2 separate regions of the Homo sapiens genome follow, and region 1 is linked to region 2. A link is an interaction called in ENCODE POLR2A ChIA-PET data of the cell type or tissue named here. Cell type or tissue: K562. All regions are shown on one strand. Links, peaks and the distances in the headings refer to the core of each region. The heading gives the core; the rest is flanking DNA.

The links. Peaks named below come from ENCODE experiments on the same cell type or tissue, not always from the same donor. Only the 100,000 strongest peaks of a DNase experiment are listed, where the experiment ranks them.
Region 1: POLR2A ChIA-PET joins it to region 2 with 5 read pairs; 2 of 35 experiments call an interaction of 5 or more read pairs at or near these places.

What each region holds. Positions count from the first base shown.
Region 1 is chr1:207,621,133-207,632,104 of GRCh38, forward strand. It overlaps CR1 (complement C3b/C4b receptor 1 (Knops blood group)), which reads left to right. Exons shown (of 47, transcript NM_000651.6): 44 at 841-864; 45 at 1,861-1,936; 46 at 9,385-9,489. Among named protein-coding and RNA genes, the nearest start is that of CR1L, 19 kb to the right of the region's middle. In K562, for the core only: no CTCF peak of the experiment used is centred there; a DNase peak (open chromatin) is centred at 5,319.
Region 2 is chr1:207,705,696-207,716,667 of GRCh38, forward strand. CR1L (complement C3b/C4b receptor 1 like) reads left to right here. Exons shown (of 12, transcript NM_175710.2): 10 at 2,483-2,568. It also overlaps the pseudogene RNA5SP534 and the pseudogene LOC100422434. Among named protein-coding and RNA genes, the nearest start is that of CD46, 41 kb to the right of the region's middle. In K562, for the core only: CTCF peaks have their summits at 5,785 and 8,124 (motif pointing right); a DNase peak (open chromatin) is centred at 5,786.

The DNA of each region.
Region 1 (10,972 bases), core at 2,534-7,533, 85 kb before region 2:
GTCGTGGTGGCAGATGCCTGTAATCCCAGCTACTCAGGAGGCTGAGGCAGGAGAGTCGCTTGAACACGGGAGGTGGAGGTTACAGTGAGCCGAGATCGCTCCATTGCACTCTGGTCTCGGTGACAAGAGCAAAACATTTTTTAAAAATTGTCCATTAAATTAACAATAAAAAGGTTGTTAGGTGAACACCCAATACAAAGCAAGGATGTGATGAAACTGATATTGTTGTGTGTTGAAGGTACTATTGTAAATTTGCAAAAACTCTTATGAAAAACAATTATGAAATGTATGTGGAAAATAATACAACTATTCCTGCCAGTTAGCCCTCCTAGAAATTTAATCTAAGGAAATAATGTAAAATATTAAAATATTCTATGCATTTTATTAAGGGTTTCATGAGACAGAAACCTAGAAACAAGCTAAATGCACAATAGAAGTCATTGAATACACTATGATGCATCTACTAGATTATGTTAGTTTGCCTTTGTTGTAACTTATATTTCTAGTATATAATTATGTGAAAACACACATATAAGGAAATGTACCAGAACAGAATGTATCAAAACATTTTTTGGGTATGAGGATTGGGGTGACTTTTTTCTTTAGTTCTGTATTATAAATTTTCTTCTGTAATTGTATTAATAATAATTTTTAAAAGTCTTCTCTGAGTGCAGAAGGTAAAATGAGAGTATGTGAATGAAACCAATGGCTTTTTGCATTAGAAAAAATATTAGACTGAGTCCTGAAGAAAAATCAGGATGACTTGTCACTGGCTGAGAGGTCCTGTTCAATCATGTTGCATGCCAGAGTGATGTTTTGTGACTTTTGTCTTCCTTTTAGGTACACATGATGCTCTCATAGTTGGTAAGTTTTATGAAAGTTTTGCTGAGGAATTCTGGCATCTATAACAGTAAGTACCTACCTATAATGAATGAAATGTAAAAAGAGAGATCAAAATGTCTTGAGGTGTAAAGAGATCAAAATATCTTCAGTTGTAAGTTCAACTAGAAAGAAAATAATGATAAGTTAGGCCACAATATGGTGAAACTGGCATCGTCATATGCATACTAAATAACCTTCATCAAAGGCTCTTTACTATCTTTGAACCATTACAAATGAATAATCATTCATCAGTGTCAAAAATTCTTTATTTGAATGTGGTGGGAGAATGCAACTTCTTCTTTCAGTTGTAACCTGGAGTATGCTTCCAGATGGTGATCCTGCTCATTTGCACAAATAGAAAGCCATAAGACCAGTCTTCTGAGCCCATATCTGTGATTTGCCTAAATAAGAATAGTTTTGTAATAAAGTTTGCTTCCAAGGGAATACTGTGGCATATTACTCTTACATCCCTTTTTACGCATCTGGACACTGAGACACAGAGAGTTAACGTAACTTGTCCAAGACCACAGAATGGGGTAGCCTGGGTCTACTTATCTGTGGAGACTGTGCACTTTAACAATCAATAAATGGACAAAATGACCTAAATATGTAATTCAACAAGAGAGAGAATTCCAGTATTTTCACAATGAAATGCCTGTGTGTTAAGTCTTAGGCAAGAGACATGGGCAGGGCCATGGAGAGCTGGTGGCCAGCTGCCCCATCACGGTTCTCACTTACTTTTGGAAAAGCTGACATTGGACTAAACGTTACAAAACGGCTCAGCTCACACCTTAACTTTAATAACCCTGTGGGAGTGAGACTAATGCTATAGAAACCCAGAGTAAAGCAGAATGTATAGTTACATCTTTAAAAAAAAAAAAGCATTGGCAATCTGTAGTGGGACTGGATACTAAGATAGAATTTAAAACCTGTAAGTTATATTTTCCATGCATTTAATTACCTTGTTTTACTGCCTAGGCACTTTATCTGGTACGATCTTCTTTATTTTACTCATCATTTTCCTCTCTTGGATAATTCTAAAGCACAGAAAAGGGTAAGTATAGCCATATTATCCCAAGAAATGTAAACTGTACTTACCCCCTCTTGGAAGTCAAAAGAAAGTAAAAGACAAACAAACCCATTGCTACATAAACAGATGTGGTAATTCTTATAAAGAAAGTCCTTGACACACAGTATAGACAAAGAGGTATTCACACTAAAGGAAGTATATAGGATACTAAGAACAATTAAAAAATAATAATAATAACAAAAAAAAAGACCATTTGGCCAGGTATGGTGACTCATGCCTGTAATTTCAGCACTTTGGGAGGCCAAGGTGGGCAGATCACTAGAGGCCAGGGGTTCGAGACCAACTTGGGCAACATGGTAAAACCCTGTCTCTACTAAACATACACAAAATTAGCTGGGCGAGGTGGGACACACAACTGTAATACCAGCTACTCGGGAGGTTGAAGCATGAGAATTGCTTGAACCCAGGAGGCAGAGGTTGTAGTGAGCCAAGACTGTGCCATTGCACACCAGCCTGGGTGACAGAGTGAGACTACATCTCAAAACACACACACACACACACACACACACACACACACACACACACACACACACAGCATTTTAAGAAGGAATTGAGTTTTACAGAAAGAGAAAGTAGGCAGAAGGGGTTTTTAAATAGTTGTTCATGAGGCTGTTTGATATCCTAGTTTTGCTAAGACATTGCAGACACTGACCTCTAAGCCCAGATCCTATCATAGCACTAGAAGTTAGATTGGGTCACTTATGGCACACATATCATATGGCACACATAGGCTGCCAGTGGGGAAGAATTGAAACTTTCCATTGGGTATTTTAATATATAAACAAATATTTTGTAAACACCATTAACTTTTTTTTTTTTTTTTTTTTTTTTTTTTTTTTAAGACCGAGTCTTGCTCTGTCACCCAGGCTGGAGTGCAGTGGCACGATCTTGGCTCACTGCAACCTCTGCCTCCCAGATTCAAGCGATTCTCATGCCTCAGCCTCCTGAGTAGCTGGGACTACAGCCATACGCCACTACACCAGGCTATTTTTTGTATTTTTAGTACAGAAAGGGTTTTGCCATCTTGGCCAGGCTGGTCTTGAATTCCTGACCTCAAGTGATCCACCCGCCTCAGCCTCCCAAAGTGCTGGGATTACAGGTGTGAGCCACTGGGCCCAGCCATCATTAATTTTTTAAATTTGAAAGAAAAAAAACTTGCAAAGACTAAGATCTGAATAAAGAAACGTCTTTGACAGGGAAGAGAACCTACACAGCTTTTGTACTGGTTGATTGAATTATAACAACCTCAATGAGGCCAGAATCAATAATATCAATGTTATATGGTTGATGAGCAAGTTCTATACCCATAGAAAAACTGAATTTGTAACTTTTAAGTGAACGGTTTTCTATAGCAAATATTCTAAACAAGTACAGTTTCCTACAACAAGCTTTACAGAAACTGAAGTTTTGATATTTCACAAAGATGCCAATATACTTTTTAAAAAGTAGTTTGTCATAGTAGATCTTGCTGTAAAGAACCTAGACAGGAACTCAATTTCATGGAAAAATACTGAATTGGTAGATATTTAAATTTAAATATCCATCCTTCCTAACTAATGTTCTCTATATTTTACGGCTTGACATATATTCTTTGCTCTTTTCCATTACAAAAAGAAAAGGTAAGTAGCTGGGCACTTTACCTTAACAAAGTACTTGTGTCAATACATTTTTCCTCTTAAAGTTTCTCATTAAGTACCATATAATTAGTGAGTTAATTTTTTAAAAAATTACTACTACGTCTGAATTAAAGGAGTTGGGGCTTCTAATTTTCTGTATCTATATCAGTCTCTAGTTAAAACCACACAGGGGAAATGATTATCCCTTCTTCTTGGAAGTATTCAAGATACTTTAATATCTTGAAGATATTTGATTATCTCCACCCTTCTAACTATGTCATTCTTCATTACTTATGGTCCATTCCTTGTTAATCAACTAGAGGGTCACACTCCCAAGCCTAACTATTGATTTGTTTCACCTACATAATTTAAGATCATTTCCTCATATTAATCACCTTCAGGCATAAACATGACTCAATAACCATTTCATAAAATTATTTCTTTGGAAATGATTGTCTTGTAAAGTCTAAGCAACCTGAGACCATATACCATTTCTTCATGTTTTCCATCTCGTAAAACCTGCCTCCTATTTTTTTCATATTCTTTAAAGTGTAATGTCCATGGCACAACCATTCTCTCTCTGACCAGTGGCTACCAGAAATGTGGCAGAAAGAAAGATCATGATCCTCGTTAGACTTAAAGGTCAGGGATGTAAACCTCCCAAACATCTATGTAACCCACACTAAAACCTATTCTATATGTGTAATCCAGGAAAGTTTTTAAACATTTTCTAAACTTTTACTTTTGACCTGTTTCACTTCTTGGGATTGTAACTGCCTGATGTGTTCTTCCTGCCTGTCATACAGACAAAACCAGTTCCCTGAGATAATGGCATATTGCAGTAAAGAAAGAGATGAATTAATACAAGGCCAGTCACGTGGAAGAACTGGAGTTATCACTCAACTCAGTCTCCCCAAGAACACAGGGGCTAGGGTTTTTATAGATCATTTGGTAGGAAGGGAGCTAGGGAATGGGTACTACTGATTGGTTGGGGATGGGGGTGTGGGAAATGTTCCTCATGTGCTGTGTCCACCTCTGGTTGGGGGCCACAGGACCAGTTGAGTCATGAGTCACAAGTCCAGGTAGAGTCAGTCAGTTGCCAAATGCAAAAACCTGAAAAACATCTCAGAAGACCAATCTTATATTCTACATAGTGATGTTATCTATAGGAGCAATTAGGGAAGTCACAAATCTCTGAGCAGTAATGGATTATAAAACCTATGCCTATATTTTAGCAGAGTTCAGGTCCCTCTCCTAATCCTAATCTCTTGGCCTTTCATTAGGTTTCAGGTCCTGAGCAAGGAGAGAGCTAGTTTTAGGAAGAGACTGTTATTATCCTTGCTCCAAAGTTACATTATAAACTAAATTCCTTTCATGGTTAGCTTGGCCTACACCCAGGAATGAGCAAAGCCGGCCCACCTGTGAGGCTAGAAGCAAGATGAAGTCAGCCATGTTAGATTTCTTTCACTCTCAGAATCTTTGCAAAGGTGGTTTCAGCATAGTGAGTGCATTTATCTAACAAAACACCACTGATTTTCATGTTAGAAATAACACATAGCTAAAACTGGGAAAAAGAAGTAATAAACTTAAATAATCAGAAGGCAGAGGTCCCTTCTTTCGGAAGGAGTTGGGCTGATTAATCATGCAGTCATACCTCCTTGAGTGGGTGTGGCCAATAAGCTAAGTCATTGTGGCTATGTGAGGAGGGCTGATTATTCCTTATCTGGAGCTCAAGCTTTCCTCACAGAAAGACAAGGGCATAAAGGGCCTCATGGCAAAGAAGAAGGAAGCCATGTGGGAAACACAGAATATGAGTGGAGAGTATCGTAGTGGTCACCAAGTCAGAAGAGCCATTTATCCTGGAGCTAAAAAAGACTGACAGATATAGAATAGTGTAGAACAAGATGGCCTGCTCTATGGGAGAGCCACAGTCACACCAGGCCTAGAGAGGTGCAGGCTGACTTCTACCTCAAACACTGGAGACAATTCAGAAGCTGCATAAGCAGTCTGAAGACTTACTAAGAAACTAAAATGAGGCTGGGTGCGATGGCTCAGGCCTGTAATCCCTGCACTTTGGGAGGCTGAGGCGGGTGGGTCACCTGAGGTCAGGAGTTGGAGATCAGCCTGGCCAAGATGGCAAAACCCTGTCTCTACTAAAAATACAAAAATTAGCCTGGTGTAGTGGCACATGCCTGTAGTCCCAGCTACTCAGGAGGCTGAGGCAGGAGAATTGCTTGAACCCAGGAGGTGGAGGTTGCAGTGAGTTGAGATTGTGCCACTGCACTCCAGCCTGGGCAACAAAGGCAAAACTCCATCTGAAAAACATAAATAAATAAATTAAATAAAATAAAACAAGAAAAGAAACTAAAGTGATAGAGAAATAGAAGGAATACACACACAGAAATGATCTCACCTTCTTTAAAATGCTCCTCAAGGAGGTCTACTTTAACTATCCTAGTAAAGATGACATGACCCCACCCCCACATTCCTAGTCTCTCTTATCCTGCTTTATTTTTTTCATAGCCTTATTCTCTTTTATTATAATTAATTAAATAATTACATTCCATGTTTATTCTCTCTCTCCCTCCATGAAGTCGGGGATTTTTGTCCTATCTTCACCAATGGATACACAACAAATCTAAACTGTCCCTGGGACAAAGAGAGTCTCAATAAATATTTATCAAATGAATGAGTGAGCTACACACCACTAACAGTGTTACCACAAGGGGAAATTTCTGCCGTAATTCTCTACCAAGTTGAACAGTGCGTCTTTAACTTGTCCTAAACTTACTCCAGGTTTCAAGGCTGCTCCTTGTTCTAATATACCAACTGTCTCAGTCTGTTGGTATATATACTTGGGCAGTTATAACAGAAACTCCATAGACTGGGTGGATTCAATAAGCATTTAAGCTGGGTGCAGTGGTACCTGCCTATAGTCCCAGCTATCTGGGAGGCTGAGGCAGGAGTACTGCTTGAGCCAATGAGTTTAAGGCCAGCCTGGGCAATATGGTAAGACCATGTCCCTAAAAAACATTATGTCATTTCTAAAAACCAAGCATTTTTTTCTCATAGTTCTAGTGGGTAGAGAGTCCAAGGTCAAGGCAACTGCAAATTCAGTGTCTGGTGGGGATCGCTTTCTAGTTAATAGACTTCAATCTTTTCTCCGTGTTCTCAAATCAGAGAAAAGGAGTAAAGGAGCTCTCCTGGTCTCTTTTCTAAGGGCACTAGTCCCATTCACAAGGGCTCTGCTCTCATGATCTAATTACTTCTCAAAGGTCTCACCTTTGAGATCCTATAGTAATTAGATCCTATAAATTTTCAACATATAAATTTGGAAAGATACAAACATTCAGTCCATTGTACCAACACTGCATTTGGTAAGCACATATGCTTAAACGATATCACACTTGATTTCATGTGCCTTCTCAATCCTCAGCTTTCCCTGATTAAGAATACCTAATTACTCTGCCCATTTCCTCTGCACCCTCCACCTTGGCCTTTCCACTCACTATTACTACTATCTCCTGCCTTCTTGGTCTCTACTATTCTCCTCACCATCCCTGCTCCCTGGACTATGATCCCCTGTGAGCAGGGACCACCTATATCCACCCAAAGCAATTTTTATTTAATGATTTTTTAATCTCTACTTGTACAGCAGTCAAAATTAATAATAAGAGTAGAAATGGTTAATGTATCTACAAAAAGAGTTAACATGTTTATTTATAGGTTTATTTACCATTTATTATCTTCTTTGGTCCTCAAAGCAACTCTGTGAGGTAGGTAGGCCCAATCATATTGTTATCCCAAAGCATAAAACACTCTAGGTTCAAAGAAATTCAGTGGCTTGTTTAAAGCCAGTAGGAAGTTGTTAGGAATTAGGCCTTTAGTCCAGATTATTTAACTGGAAATCTTGAACTCTTTGTGCTAGTATTTTGACAATGTTAGTTGCCATTTCTGAATCTGACTCTATATTACTGAAATTCAGTATCCAGAACTGTACATAGTACAAACCTAAAGTATTTTCCTTTTTTCTTTCAATATTCTTTTTCTCCCTATATTTTACTGAGTTTGTTTTAGCTACTTTGGTATATTGAACCAGTATCTTTCTAGAGAACCGTATGCAATCTCTACTTTTTTTACTCTTTATTCTGAGTCATTAGGCTATAAAAAATTAAGGTATTTCTTTAAGGGCATCTTTCCATATTGAGATTTCCTGGCGTTTCACACAGACTTGGCAAGTTCTTCCTGTGATTTAATCTCACTGCCTTGTTATTTCACTAGTTAAAAATATGCGCCTGCACGTTTTGATATTTCACTGTGTATTTACAACAATAATTTGTGATAATGTTAAATAAGATAGGTCATAAGATAGGTCATGCACTCATCAGTGAGGAATAATACTGGTTAGACTTCTTCATTCAGAGCCCATTATTGCCTCTTGTTACTGCCTCGTACCCACTCCCATTTCTACACAAAACAGCCTTGTACACAGTCAAAATTTCAAAGTTTCCATTGTTGTGATGTTTAGAATGATAAAATACTTAAGGCCATCCTCTGTGAAGTCTCCCTGAATTTTCCTATGTTCACATTAACCACCAGTAACTAACCAAATAGCTCTTCATTCAACATATACTCACCGAGATCATATTCTCCAAAACCCCATGTACCACTCATCACCCAAGACCACCTTCAGAACACTACTCATCTTACCACTTAACCACCACTCCTTGGAAGGTCATACCACCTGGCTATATACCACTCCACTCTTCCTCATCCATGGATCTCAAGTGTGCCTTCCCTGTCCTGTGAAAACTCTGCCCCCTGAAGCAGTCTGCCTCTTTTTCTCAAATGATGCTGTCATTCTAATTTCCATAAGATGGTAAAGAATAACTGAGTGATGAGGAAACAGTGGTACATGTTGAAGTGAGTTAACTCTTCAAGCTTCCATTCTAAAATCCCTAATACCAACTCATACATAAAATCTCCAGGTACTGGTACTGTTTTATCATTTCATTGATAAAAGATGAAGTGTTTATTAACCCCCAAAGAGGCAGTGTACCATACCAAGTGAGGGTGAGGGCTTTGCAACCGCTAAGGCCTGTGTTCACAGTCACTCACTCTCTATGAGACCCTGAGCAAGATACTTATCCTCAGTAAATTTCATTTTCCTTGCCTGTGAAATGGAGATAATAATAGTTCCTACCTTACTTAACATAGTGCCTCATTTATGATGCATGTCAGAAAATGTTAGCTATTATTTACACATGATTGTTATTACTGATATTAAAAAGTGAGTAAATATTTCTTTTTACTGTTAGTTCTTAAATACCTTCATGACAGCTACTGCTGCTCCCCTAACCGTGGATATTGCTTGTACAGAAAACAGAACACATATCTTCACTATAGGAGAAAAAGGAAGCCTCGTGTAACACTGCAGTGCAAAGTCATTCATGTTGTGCAGCTTAAGTGTCAAAATCTCGATGTAAATCCTATTTACTAATCAAAATTATGTCAGAAATAGTGAAATGTGTTAAGGCATGGACATCTGCCTATAAACAATTTAGAGTACTCTGACAGAAAATATAGGATGATTTTAGTATTATTTTCTAATCTAAGTTTTTGCTTAGTATTAAAAGATGAGATTTGGTTATGATTTTCCTTTCAGACGTCTTGCAAAGATATCAGGAACTTAAGGCAAATAATACCTTAAATTTCAAAATGCAAATTACTAATTTCTTTCAAAACAGATACTTAAATGATTAAGACAGTTTTTCTATTTTTTTCTCTGCCAATTAGCAATAATGCACATGAAAACCCTAAAGAAGTGGCTATCCATTTACATTCTCAAGGAGGCAGCAGCGTTCATCCCCGAACTCTGCAAACAAATGAAGAAAATAGCAGGTACCTATATACATACTGAATTCAAAATGTTTTCAACAACTCAAATATCAAAAATGGAAACAGGACTTGAATATGATATTGCACTAGGTAGGTCATTGATACCAAAGAATTTAGAAAGTACTTCAGGAGTTGGAAACTTCTTTTTTTTTTATTGGATTATTATTGTCATTTCCAATGTTTTGGGGTGATGACTCTATAAGTTAGTACAGTCACAGTCACTACTTTTTCAAAGCATTCCTATAATTTCCTGTATTTATGCTATGAAACTTTGAGAAGTAGTATGCTTTTTTCTTGTGGAACCCAAGAATTTGCTGCCTGCTTGTACCTCCAAGTCTTCCAGCTTCCCTTAAATGCACAGAGTCACTTTAATGTCCTCTAGAGACTTTCACTTTACCTCCCCAGCCACCAACCCCCTTGATTTCTGACTTCCACTGAATTCTCTACTTCATTTGGCCTCTTTGACTGCTCCTTCTTTTGGTCCTCATTCCCTTGGGCTTATTAAATACCTAACCTTTCATTCTACCTATTCAAAGCAGGCTTACTGCAAGCTGTTGTGCAGTACACATTGCTAAAGATTTGGGGTGAAAAGGGAAATTATACCATTATCAAAAGTGGTATGTATCAATATTAGAAATCACTGAACTGAAAAGTAACTAGTACACCAGGGACCTGAAAACTACCACCTGTGAGCCAAATCCAGCTGGCCACTTGTTTTTGTGAATAAAGTTTTACTGGGGCACAGCCACACCCAATCGTTTGTCTACTGTCTCTGGCTCCCTTTTATACTACAACAGCAGAGCTGAGTAGTTGCAACAGAGACCCCAAAAGCCAAAAGTATTTACTATCTGGCCCTTTAGTGGAAGACTTTGCTAACCCCTGAACTATATCATACTATGAGAAATTTCTCACTGGCTAGTTCCCCTTTTAACCTGGGCTTTCCATCCTCTTCCCAGGCCTCTCTCTCTCATTGGATACTCCTCTCTTTTGTTCAAATCTTTACTGCATTCTCAGGGTATGCAGTAAATACAGGCATTCAGACTCTCGGGCTTCTTGCAAATTCAAAACTCCATTTTTCTTTAAAATTCAGAGCAATTTATTTGGCTCTGGCTTACTTTGGCTATGCCCAAGAATCCTAAAATGTCCTACCCATAGGTGTTTGGAACATTTTCAGGAATAAGATCACCATATGCCCTAGAACAGAATTAGGCCAGTCCTGTAGAAAGCAGAAGCAAAAGCACCACAATCATTACTGAATTTCCTTTCTTTATGTCCTACCTCTTTCTCATATACCTGTGCATTAATCTAAATTTGGCATGTTACACCTACATACATCAGAAATCCTAAATTCAACAGAGGACAGTGGAAGGGGCCCCAGGAAAAGTAAAGGAAGTGGAAAAGGTATTTTATAGTTAACCAAAACATAAGTAGAAGCAATTCAAACTTTTCTAAACAAAAAATTACAGATTATGTCCTATTTTCTCCT
Region 2 (10,972 bases), core at 3,252-8,251:
CTCATCTTGCATTGTGGAATAAGTGCGAACCTCCCTGCGGCATGAGGCAGAAAACCATTGAGCTTATGACAAAAAACAGGAAATACATGTAAAAGAGACCAATTTTAAAAAATCAGGAGAAATTTTACAAAAGAGATTTACTGCCAGGAAACCAGGAAAACTTTCAGAACACTCTCCTTTTCCTATTTTTAACAAGACTCAGTTGTACAAATAATTCTGTGAAACTAGCCATGAAGTTTGCACACGAATGAATATATGTAGTCAGTGTGTTTATATATTTCATTTCATATATGTGTCATATATATGTGTGTGTGTATGTATATATATATATATATATATATATATATATAAAACACTGAATATTGCAGAAAATTAAAGCAAAGAGTAAGAAGAGTTAACCAAATTTTCCCTCAATGCAGTGGGAAAAGATGAAAAGGAGAAGATAGGTGGGCACAGTGGCTCACACCTGTAATCCCAACACTGAGAGGCCGAAGCAAGAGAATCACTTGACCCCAGGACCTCGAGACCAGCCTGGGCAATAAGGCAAAACCCCATCTCTACAAAAAAGTATAAAAATTAGCTGGGCGTGGTGGCGTGTGCCTGTAGTCACAGCTACACAGGAGACTGAGGTGAAAGGATCACCTCAGCCCGAGAGGCTGAGGCTTCAGTGAGCCGTGATGGCACCCCTGCACTCCAGCCTGGATGACAGAATGACACCTTGTCTAAAAAAAAAGAAAAAGAGAAGACGTATGTAAGACAGTGTCAGGATTCAAATTATGTATTAAAAAAATTCCAGAAGGGTAAGCAAATAAGCCCATACCTAGCCATCACTAGGGAAATTTCTGTGTTTCAGGGATAGAGAAAAAAACTCAGATTCCAGAAATAAAATGTGAAAATGTAATACCCGCAAAAGAAATAAATTTATTGACACCACATTGATTCTACACAACACTAAATTGTAGAAGATAGCACTTCTGTTGAGCCAAGCTAATATTCACATCTAGAGGCTCCAGATACACATTAAAGAATAAGCAAAGACACAAAAATTGTACCATTTAAGTATGTTTCCCAGGCAATTAATAAGCAAATTTTTAAAAAGGAGAATGATGAATTCCTAAAGAAATCTCAATGAGATAGAAAAGTGGTAAAAACAAACAACAACAACAAAAAACCATAAACACAAAAACTGGCAATGTAATCATAATTTAGTAATAATCTCTGTGAAGTCATAGAATATATCAATAGAAGTAGAAAATGTGAGAAAGCAGGAAAAGGTAGGCTAGACTTACAGAAAAGATGAGTAGACTGACTGTACAGAATTTGACTCTGAAATTGAGAAAATAGGTTTAAATATATGTATCAAGTGTATATATCTACAATATACATGCACACATATAAAATTAAATTCCTAATTGGAAAAAATATTAAGTTTAATTTCCAAATTATTAGAATAACTAAAACAGCTGAATCTATCTGTTCCATATAGTAAGGGGAGGGAAGGAAAAAGAATAGCAAGGAATGCATTTGTCTCTGTCATCGGAAATAAGCCCCATCATGTTTGGGTCAGGTCATTTTATTCATTGCTTTCTCCTCATCCTCATCATGGGACATCGTGAAATCATGAAAAAGGTAGTGAAAGAATTATGACAAGGCCGAGCACAGTGGCTCACGCCTGTAGTCCCAGCACTTTGGGAGGCCGAGGTGGGAGGGTCACCTCAGATCAGGAGTTCAAGACCAGTCTGGCCAAAGTGGTGAAACACCATCTCTACTAAAAATACAAAAATTAGCTGGGCATGTTGGTGCATGCCTGTAATCCCAGCCACTCAGGAGGATGAGTCAGGAGAATTGCTTGAACTCGGGAGGCAGAGGTTGCAGTGAGCAGATATTGCACCATTGCACTCCAGCCTGAGCGACAGAGCCAGACTCCGTCTAAAAAAACAAACAAACAAACAAAGCAAATCAAATATATAATTTATTTCAATCCATTTGGTTTAAACTTCTTGTCAAAAAACCAAGTCTACTAGACAGGATCAAAAGCAACAAATCTTGTATTTATAAAAAACATGCCTCAAGTTAAATGGCATAGTATTACACACACACACACACACACACACACACACACACATATTAAGGGAATACGCAAACAAAAAATGGCAGAAATAATATGGGAAAAGACAGAACTTAAGAAAGAAATTGTCAAGCAGGTCTACAAAATGATTGTTTTATTTTGGTGCCAGGTACAGTCCACAATGAAGTCAAGATATTAAGAAGTAAAGTGGACCAGGAGAAGTTAGAGCAGAAATATCTCTTTTCAATAGTGAGAGCAGAAAAAGAAGTAGAAAAGCTGGGAACAATAGGTAAAGTTTAGGCTAGGCCTTAGACTTCTCCTATATTGTAATCCCTCTGGTTTGCCACATATGCATGCTGTCAGGAAGTTGATGAGGTATGTACAGCACAATTATTTTCCATTTTTTGCCTTTAGGCACCGACTCATTGGTCACTCATCTGCTGAATGTATCCTCTCGGGCAATACTGCCCATTGGAGCATGAAGCCACCAATTTGTCAACGTGAGTTGAAATCTCTTTCCCCATTCACCCCACCATTTAACCCTAGAGTTGTCCTCCTAGAATTACAAAGAATGAATCTCATCCCTCTTGGAAATGGTATCCTTCTGATATTTGAAGAATCCAGTCATATCCTTAAAATGGCTCACAGCATTCCAAACTTCCACCTTCACCTAGAAATGCTTTTTTTCTTATCTTAAGGTGTAATTTATTTTAAACTAGTCTTGAGCTAATTTAAATAGCCCCCAATTTCATCCTCTGTTGGGTGAACACCTCCCAGTTTGAAGAGCATTTTCTTTGGTGAAGTCAACAAATACAAAGTCAGTGAAAGAAACCGCATATCCTCTCTGCAAGCTGTTAGTATCACATCAGATATTCAAGCCATGCAGCTCTTTCTTCCTTCTTATTCTTTGTCTAAACAGGATCATGCCATCTTCCCTGTGAGTTGTTTGGAAGATGAGCTTTCTACATTTTGGGGAGCAAAGAGGAATGAGCAATTGCAAGCTAATAAGGAATATAAAATGTGTATAATCCTGGGTTTAGTGATGGTGTGAGGAAATCAGCAATTTCAAACCCATCTGGTGGGAGAATAAGTGGGAACAAACTTTGTAGAAGGGCAATATACTGGCTGGGCACTGCCCTACAGTAGAGTAGGACACAGTATTCAGTTCTTCCAAGATCAGATGAAATTGGGTGCATTCAGGGTGGTATGGCTGTAGATCAGTATCCAGTTATTTGTATTACTTCTGAATCTGTAAGTATCATGTTTATTATATGTAATATTGTATATTTGTGTTTGCTTTGTCTTTATTAGTTCTGCCAGAGCTTTTGTTCTTATTATTTAATAAAGATGTTATACTGGGCCAGGTGTGGTGGCTCACACCTGTAATCCCAGCACTTTGGGAGTCCTAGGTGAGCAGATCGCTTGAGCCCAGGAGGTCGAGACCAGCCTGTACAACATGGTGAAACCCTGTCTCTACAAAAAATACAAAAATTAAATGGGCATACTGGCACACGCCTGTAGTCCCAACTATTCGGGAGACTGAGAGGTGGGAGGATTGCTTGAGCCAGAGAGGTCAAGGCTGCAATGAGCCATGATCGTGCCACTGCACTCCAGCCTGGGCAGCAGAGCAAGACCTTGTCTCAAAAAAAATGCTATGCTGTATGCTTTATTATATTAATATCCAATAGAATAAAGACACATGCCTTCTATATAGAGAGAACTAAATTAATAATGGTGAGATAACATAGTTAAATTCTCATTTAGCAGGAGAAATATAAATGTGTACTATAGGCCAGGCACAGTGGCTCACACCTGTAATTCCAGTACATTGGGAGGCCCAAGGTAGGTGGATCACTTGAGGTCAGGAGTTCAAGACCAGCCTGGCCAACATGGTGCTACCCCATCTCTACTAGAAATACAGAAGTTAGCTGAGCATGGTCGTGCATGTCTGTAATCCCAGCTACTTGGGAGGCTGCAGCAGGAGAATCATTTGAGGCCAGGAAAGGAAGGTTGCAGTGAGCCAAGATCATGATACTGCACTCCAGCCTGGGCAACAGAGACTCTGTCTCAAAAAAAAAAAAAAAGGAAAAAAATGCTCTATAATAATATATGGACACATTTAGCAAAGTAATGTTAACTACGAAGAGCACAACTCACAATATTATAAAATTGTAAGAATATATCTGTACATTAGTAAATATTAGATGAGAATGATATTGTGAATATTTACTTCCGGTAATTTGGGATTTCAGAAAAGCTATTAGCATAATTTACAATAAAGTATAATTTTAAGAAACCATGCCGGGCACGATGGCTCACGCCTGTAATCTCAGCATTTGGAAGGCAGAGGCAGGTGGATTGCTTGAGGCCAGGAGTTCAAGACCAGCATGGCCAACATGACCAAACCCCAACTCCACCAGAAATACAAAAATAAACCAGATACGGTGGTGCGTGCCTGTAATCCCAGCTACTCGGGAGGTTGAGGGGGGAGGATTGCTTGACCTGGGAAGTTGAGATTGCAGTGAGCCATGATCGTGCCACTGCACTCCAGCCTGGGCGACAGAGCAAGACTCTGTCCCAAGGTTTTGTTTTGGTGAACTTGCGGTCTCTTTTCCCAGGAATTCCTTGTGGGCTACCCCCCAACATCACCAATGGATATTTCATTAGCACCGACAGAGAGTATTTTCACTATGGATCAGTGGTGACCTACCACTGCAATCTTGGAAGCAGAGGGAGAAAGGTGTTTGAGCTCGTGGGTGAGCCCTCCATATACTGCACCAGCAAAGATGATCAAGTGGTCGTCTGGAGCGGCCCAGTCCCTCAGTGCATTATACCTAACAAATGCACACCTCCAAATGTGGAAAATGGAATATTGGTGTCTGACAACAGAAGCTTATTTTCCTTAAATGAAGTTGTGGAGTTTAGGTGTCAGCCTGGCTTTGTCATGAAAGGACCCCCCGCACCGTGTGCAATGCCAGGCCCTGAACAAATGGGAGCCGGAGCTACCAAGCTGCTCCAGGGGTGTGTTTGCCTGAGGCCTAGAAGGGCCCTGCAAGTGACATGCATTGCTGTTGGATCAGGAGATGAGTATTTGTTTAGGGGGAGGGATGTATGTTGAGGAGGGTGGGAAAGTAAGTTTTGGGGGAAGAAGCATGAAATTAAGAATCTGGGGTGTGCAAGCACTCATGCATATGTGTCTTCATTTTGAAAAGCAAGACCTTAATTAGCCAAGAAAACTGGTATTTTGGACTCACCTATTAATCAATTGTCAGGGCAAAGTACCAGCTGCAATCTCTCTCAATTATATTGAAAAATTATATGGACTTTATGGTCAGCTGTGCCCTAAGCACTTTGTATACATTATCTCATTTATTATTTAAAACAACACTGTCTTATTTAAGGGCTTGTGTTTTTGATGGCTCATCTTGTCTACTGATGCCACAATAGCTGGCTTAGCAGCGGAGTGGGAGGTGTTATGGCAGATACATAGGGACAGAGAAAGAGCTTACAATTCTTCTACCAACCCATGTTAGCCTTGTGCAACCACTGAGCTGGGAAGACAAACAGATAAAGGGATATAAAGACGGATGTACCGAGGCAGGAGATGGGCAGGGCTTGTGTTCTGGTCACAATCCTGCTGACCAAAACAGAATCTGGCCTAGACAGGATGAAGTGAAAAAACAGCAGCAACAGGCAGATGGCGATGAAAGCAATCACTAGCTGCCCTCATATTCCCATCAGCACTGTGACAGTTTACAAATGCCATGGCAACGATCTGGAAGTTACCACCCCTTTCCAGGAAAGTTCTAAATAACACGCCCCTCAATTTGCATTGATGTGCCCCTTAACTTACCTGTAATTGGCTGGGCATGGTGGCCCATGCCTGTAATCCCAGCACTTTGGGAGGCCAAGATGGGCAGATCACCTGAGGTCAGGAGTTCAAGACCAGCCTGGCCAACATGGTGAAACCCTGTCTTTACTAAAAATACAAAAATTATCTGAGTGAGGTGGCTCGCACCTGAAATCTCATGAGGCTGAGGCAGGAGAATCACTTGAACCTGGGACGCGGAGGTTGCAGTGAGCTAAGATCACACGACTGTGCTCCAGCCTGGATGACAGAGTGAGATATCACCTCAAAAAAAAAAAAACACAAAAAACAAGAAACAAAAATAATTTACATGTAATTGAAGCGGGCTTACAGGAGTATAAATACAGTTGCCTGCCAGGAGCTCATATGTTGCTGACTCTGGGCACATTGCCTGTGAGTTAGCCCTGCTCTGCAAAGGGCAATGCCTTTCTAAAAGATCGCTGTCTAGCACCACTGGCTCATCCGTGAATTCTGTCCTGAGTGAGGCAAGAACCCTTCCAGAGTAAGCCCCAATTTAGGGGCATGCCTGTCCCCAAACAGTATGACTGTACTTTAGTCATTGGTGTGCAATCAGAGAAATATGGGGAAATCTGTAAAACAGACTTGGTCTCAGGTGACAGTCTCATTACCTGAATAATGATGGTACAAATACCTCCCTAGGAAATATGTAGATGGAGAATCCACCAATACTAATAACTCCACACTGGATATCCAGAGCTAGGAGAAAATACTTCATGCCCTGTAGATTTACAGGTGAATTTTGGGCCATGTGCTAGGGAGAATTGTGTTCTATTTCTCTACCTTTTACTAACTATGAGGCCTTCAGCAGGCATAGGATATAGCAAAAGAAATTCCCCCATAACTAACAAGTACTCTGGAACTGTCCTTTCTACAATGTGTCAGCCGCCTCCAGAAATCCTGCATGGTGAGCATACCCTAAGCCATCAGGACAACTTTTTACCTGGGCAGGAAGTGTTCTACAGCTGTGAGCCCAGCTATGACCTCAGAGGGGCTGCGTCTCTGCACTGCATGCCCCAGGGAGACTGGACCCCTGAAGCCCCCAGATGTACAGGTGCCTCTCTTTCCCCCTCACATGGAAGTCTTACTCCTGTTGTTTTATTTTTTCTTCTCGTGAAATCCTGTGATGACTTCCTGGGCCAACTCCCTCATGGCCGTGTGCTGTTTCCACTTAATCTCCAGCTTGGGGCTAAGGTATCCTTTGTTTGTGATGAAGGGTGAGTGTGACCCAGTGTTGAGACCAAGGACTCAGTGTGGAGAATCACTGAGTTAATCCAATTAAGGAGCTGACCTAGTAGATAAGAAGTACCCAGAGAGATTAATTTATGGAAGGGTAGTTTTGAAATAAGCGTTAATCCAATTAAGGAGCTGACCTAGTAGATAAGAAGTACCCAGAGAGATTAATTTATGGAAGGGTAGTTTTGAAATAAGGGTAGGGACTAAGTGGCACCGCCTTCAGAAAACAATGAAAAAATGGCACATACAACTCAATATCAGATACAAACCTAAATACAGTCACTGATCTTGGGTACACAGTTGGAACTTGAAATGAATGGGTACGTATTTATTTGGAGGCAAAAGAACATAATTTTATAAAATGTGTGCTAGAAAAAAAAGATGAATGAGATGGAAATTGTTTGCCTCATAATAAGGCAAAGGTTGTTTTAGGAAACTTAAAACCAGTCAATAATGGAATCTGTAATAGTGTATGAATAACTATGTTTTAACCCAATTACATATCTTCATGTCAAGAATGGCCAGTGTAATTGTTTTGATGCAAGATTTTTCTCAGCCACTTTGCCAGCTGGTGACCTCTGGCCAGAAACATCCCTGTCCAGGCCTTGCTCTACCCAGGATCAATGCAGGAGACACCTCATCTACTTGGCCCACCCAGGCCGTGCCAGGCTTGTGCTCTGATGCAGAGCCCATGGCTGCCGCGACTACATGCTCAGCCTCTGGGAGGGGGTGTGTGAGTGAGCAAGTGGGGGTTCCAGCTGGCCGCGCCAAGCACTGGCACAGGAGCGGGCTCCGTGCAAGGCTTGTGGCTGGACCAGGCATGTCACACTGAAGGGAATGTGTTGGTGCCCAAACAGGGGTCCCCACGACCCCGAAGCCCAGAGGGGGTGTAACAGCATGGTAATAGCTCTTAGCATTTGATAATGCCTGCAGCCCAACAGATGGCGGTGTGTTAACAACTCTGTCAGTTCCATCGCCCCGCTCAGGCCTGCATCTCCAAGGCTGACTTGGCCTGCATCTCCAAGGCTGACTTGGCCTGCATCTCCAGGGCTGACTGGACCTGCTGGTGCTTCCTGTTGCATGGAATAACTTCCCTCCCCTAGGAGACGGCAAAGAGCCACTGTATTACAGCCTTCTTCATACCTGCGTTTGGTGGGTCCTGAGTTCTTGTCCCGCATCCAAGAAGAACAAGCTTATGCTGACAATAGAAGGGTGAGGAGGGTGGAGAAGAGTTTTATTGAGTGACAAAACAGCTTCTCAGCAGAGAAGAGACACAAGGGTGGACCCCAGATGAAGTCAGGGGGTCATTCTCTCAGTGTGGCTGGTTCTGGAGCCTTTATGGACTCAGAATTGGAAGTGTGTGTTAATTGGTTGGTGAGTATGCAAAAAAGGCTAAAACAAAGCCACCACTCAAAGGTGGGCACAACAGTGCAAAAAACCAATTAGGGAAGAGCAGGTATATGTGAAATAGATGAAGAGTGGGGATCAATCAGAGGAAAGCACACCCAACAGGAAGAGAGGTTCTCAAGCCAGTCCATGGATTTACCTGGAACTTGTAGCTAGGCTTTAAACTGTCTTCAGCTTGAAGGTCGGGTTTCACCGGGATCCGCCCCATCTGCCTGTGATTTGTCTGCCTCCTGCTTCTACCACTGTCAAGTGGTATTATTCGTTGCTTATGTGTATCCATTATTCTTGGTGATACAGTATGAGTCTGGGGGATAACTAGATTGAGCAATTAAGGAGTTATTTTTAATAATTTCCAAGGATTCTTTGGCATTTACAAAGTCCACCACCTAATAATGATTTCCAATTTCAGAACGATTTTAGATTTCAGAAGGGAAGCAGTACTCAATAGTAAGTTGAGCATTTCAGGGTGGCAAAGACTCCTCCCCTGACCCTTCTTTTTTTCTTAGAACACATGGTTCAGCATGCTTCTGTGAGCCTCTTTCTGGCCTGTTACATTTGGAGTGGCGAGAAGAACAGATATTCCTGGCTTTGCTTACCAAATCAAAAGCTGTTCTGCCTCATGACCCACTAATGAGAATAAGTGGGATGTCAGAGAGCCATCAATGAAAGATGACACCTGAAGGTTATGGCTCTTGTGCCCATGGAGAAGTCTGGTTCTGTGTTCATGCCTTCTGTAGGTGATGCTGGGCTATGAAGTTTATATGGCACTTCAGCTCTGATTGCTTTGCCAGTCACAGGGTACCATGGTTCTTTAGAATAAATTGGCCTTTGAGTTTCTGTCAGCTACTGAAGAATTCAGATCCCTAATGAACTAAGACTTTTAGCTAGACCTGAACCTAAGACCCAAATGATAGTCAAGGAGGAAATGGTAGTGAGGAAGCTGAGCATCTATTAGTGAAGAAATCAAGGGAGAGATGGGAATTGCTCACACATTTGCTACCACTTTTTTTTTTCTTTAGGTTCTGATTAAAAGGCAGGTCTGCTAGTCATTGTGTCTTGGCTGGAATGAAAGCCCTTTGGAATAGCAGTGTTCCAGTGTGTGAACGTGAGTAGAAAGAACTACGTAGTTTGGATAGCTCTCCTTATTTTTGTTTTCCAGTGTTTTACTGCACGGAATCACTTGTCTGGATCTTTACTTAACTAAATTACTGATTAAAATACTTCTCTGTTGGAAGAATTTCAAGAAGGGTCTTGTAGGACTTTTCTGACATTTGTTACTAATCTGTAAATCACTTAGTTTAATGACTGTTTAATTTTGTGGGGAATGTGTGGCAAGAAACTAAATGACATAAAAGTGCAGCACATTTTAGTCAGTCATTTATTTTTAATTTTCTTATAAGGAGTAATCTTTCTTACATTTTTTTTTTCTTTTTTGAGACAGTTACCCAGGACAGAATGCAGTGGTGCAATCACAGCTCACTGCAGTTTCAATGGCCTGGGCTGTAGTGACCCTCCCACTTCAGCCTCCCAGTAGTTGGGACTACAGGTGCATGCCACCACACCTGGCTAATTTTTTATATTTTGTAGAGATGGAGTCTTGCCATATTGCCCAGGCTGGTCTCAAACTCCTGGGCTCAAGCTATCCTCCCATCTTGGCCTCCAAAAGTGTTAGGATTACAAGTGTGAGCCACCGTACCCAGCCAAATTCTTATGTTCTTTTATCCCCTCACGTATCATAAACAATTTAGTCAGCTTGTTTTTTAGCCTGCAGTATTGAATGACATAGGGCTTCCCATGTGCTAGGACTTTCCATGTGTAGAAAATGCAATGAAGAGTAAAAGAATAGTGAAGCCACCTCCCTACTTTCCTGGAGTATATTTTCTTGTTGGGAAGAAGACTAAAAACAATAAAATAAGAAAACAAAATTCTAAAAATTATAATATATAAAATGGTAGTTAAATAGGGATGTTATGGAGAAAATAAAACAGAGTTATATGATAAATTAGTACAGTGTACAGTGGAAGGAGCCGGGATGACGAATCAGTGTCTGAAATGATGAGGTGTCCTAAATTTCCAAACCATCCGCTTAAATAAAATATCCCAAAATTCAGAAAGAATTCAGAAACTCAGATAAAAGTACATATTTGACATACTAAGACATTACTGATTTACCCTATTCTGTCTATTAAAGCAAGGCATGATTTTTTTAAACCTTTTTTTTCTTATTGGAAAATGTTTACTTTAATTTGCATTGTGTTAAAATAACTTACAGAAATCAATTTGGATATTTTATGGTGAGTATTATGGTGAAGAACATTCAATACCTGAGGAAACTCAAGTATCCAACAAACTCAACCCTTACAGAGACACATAGA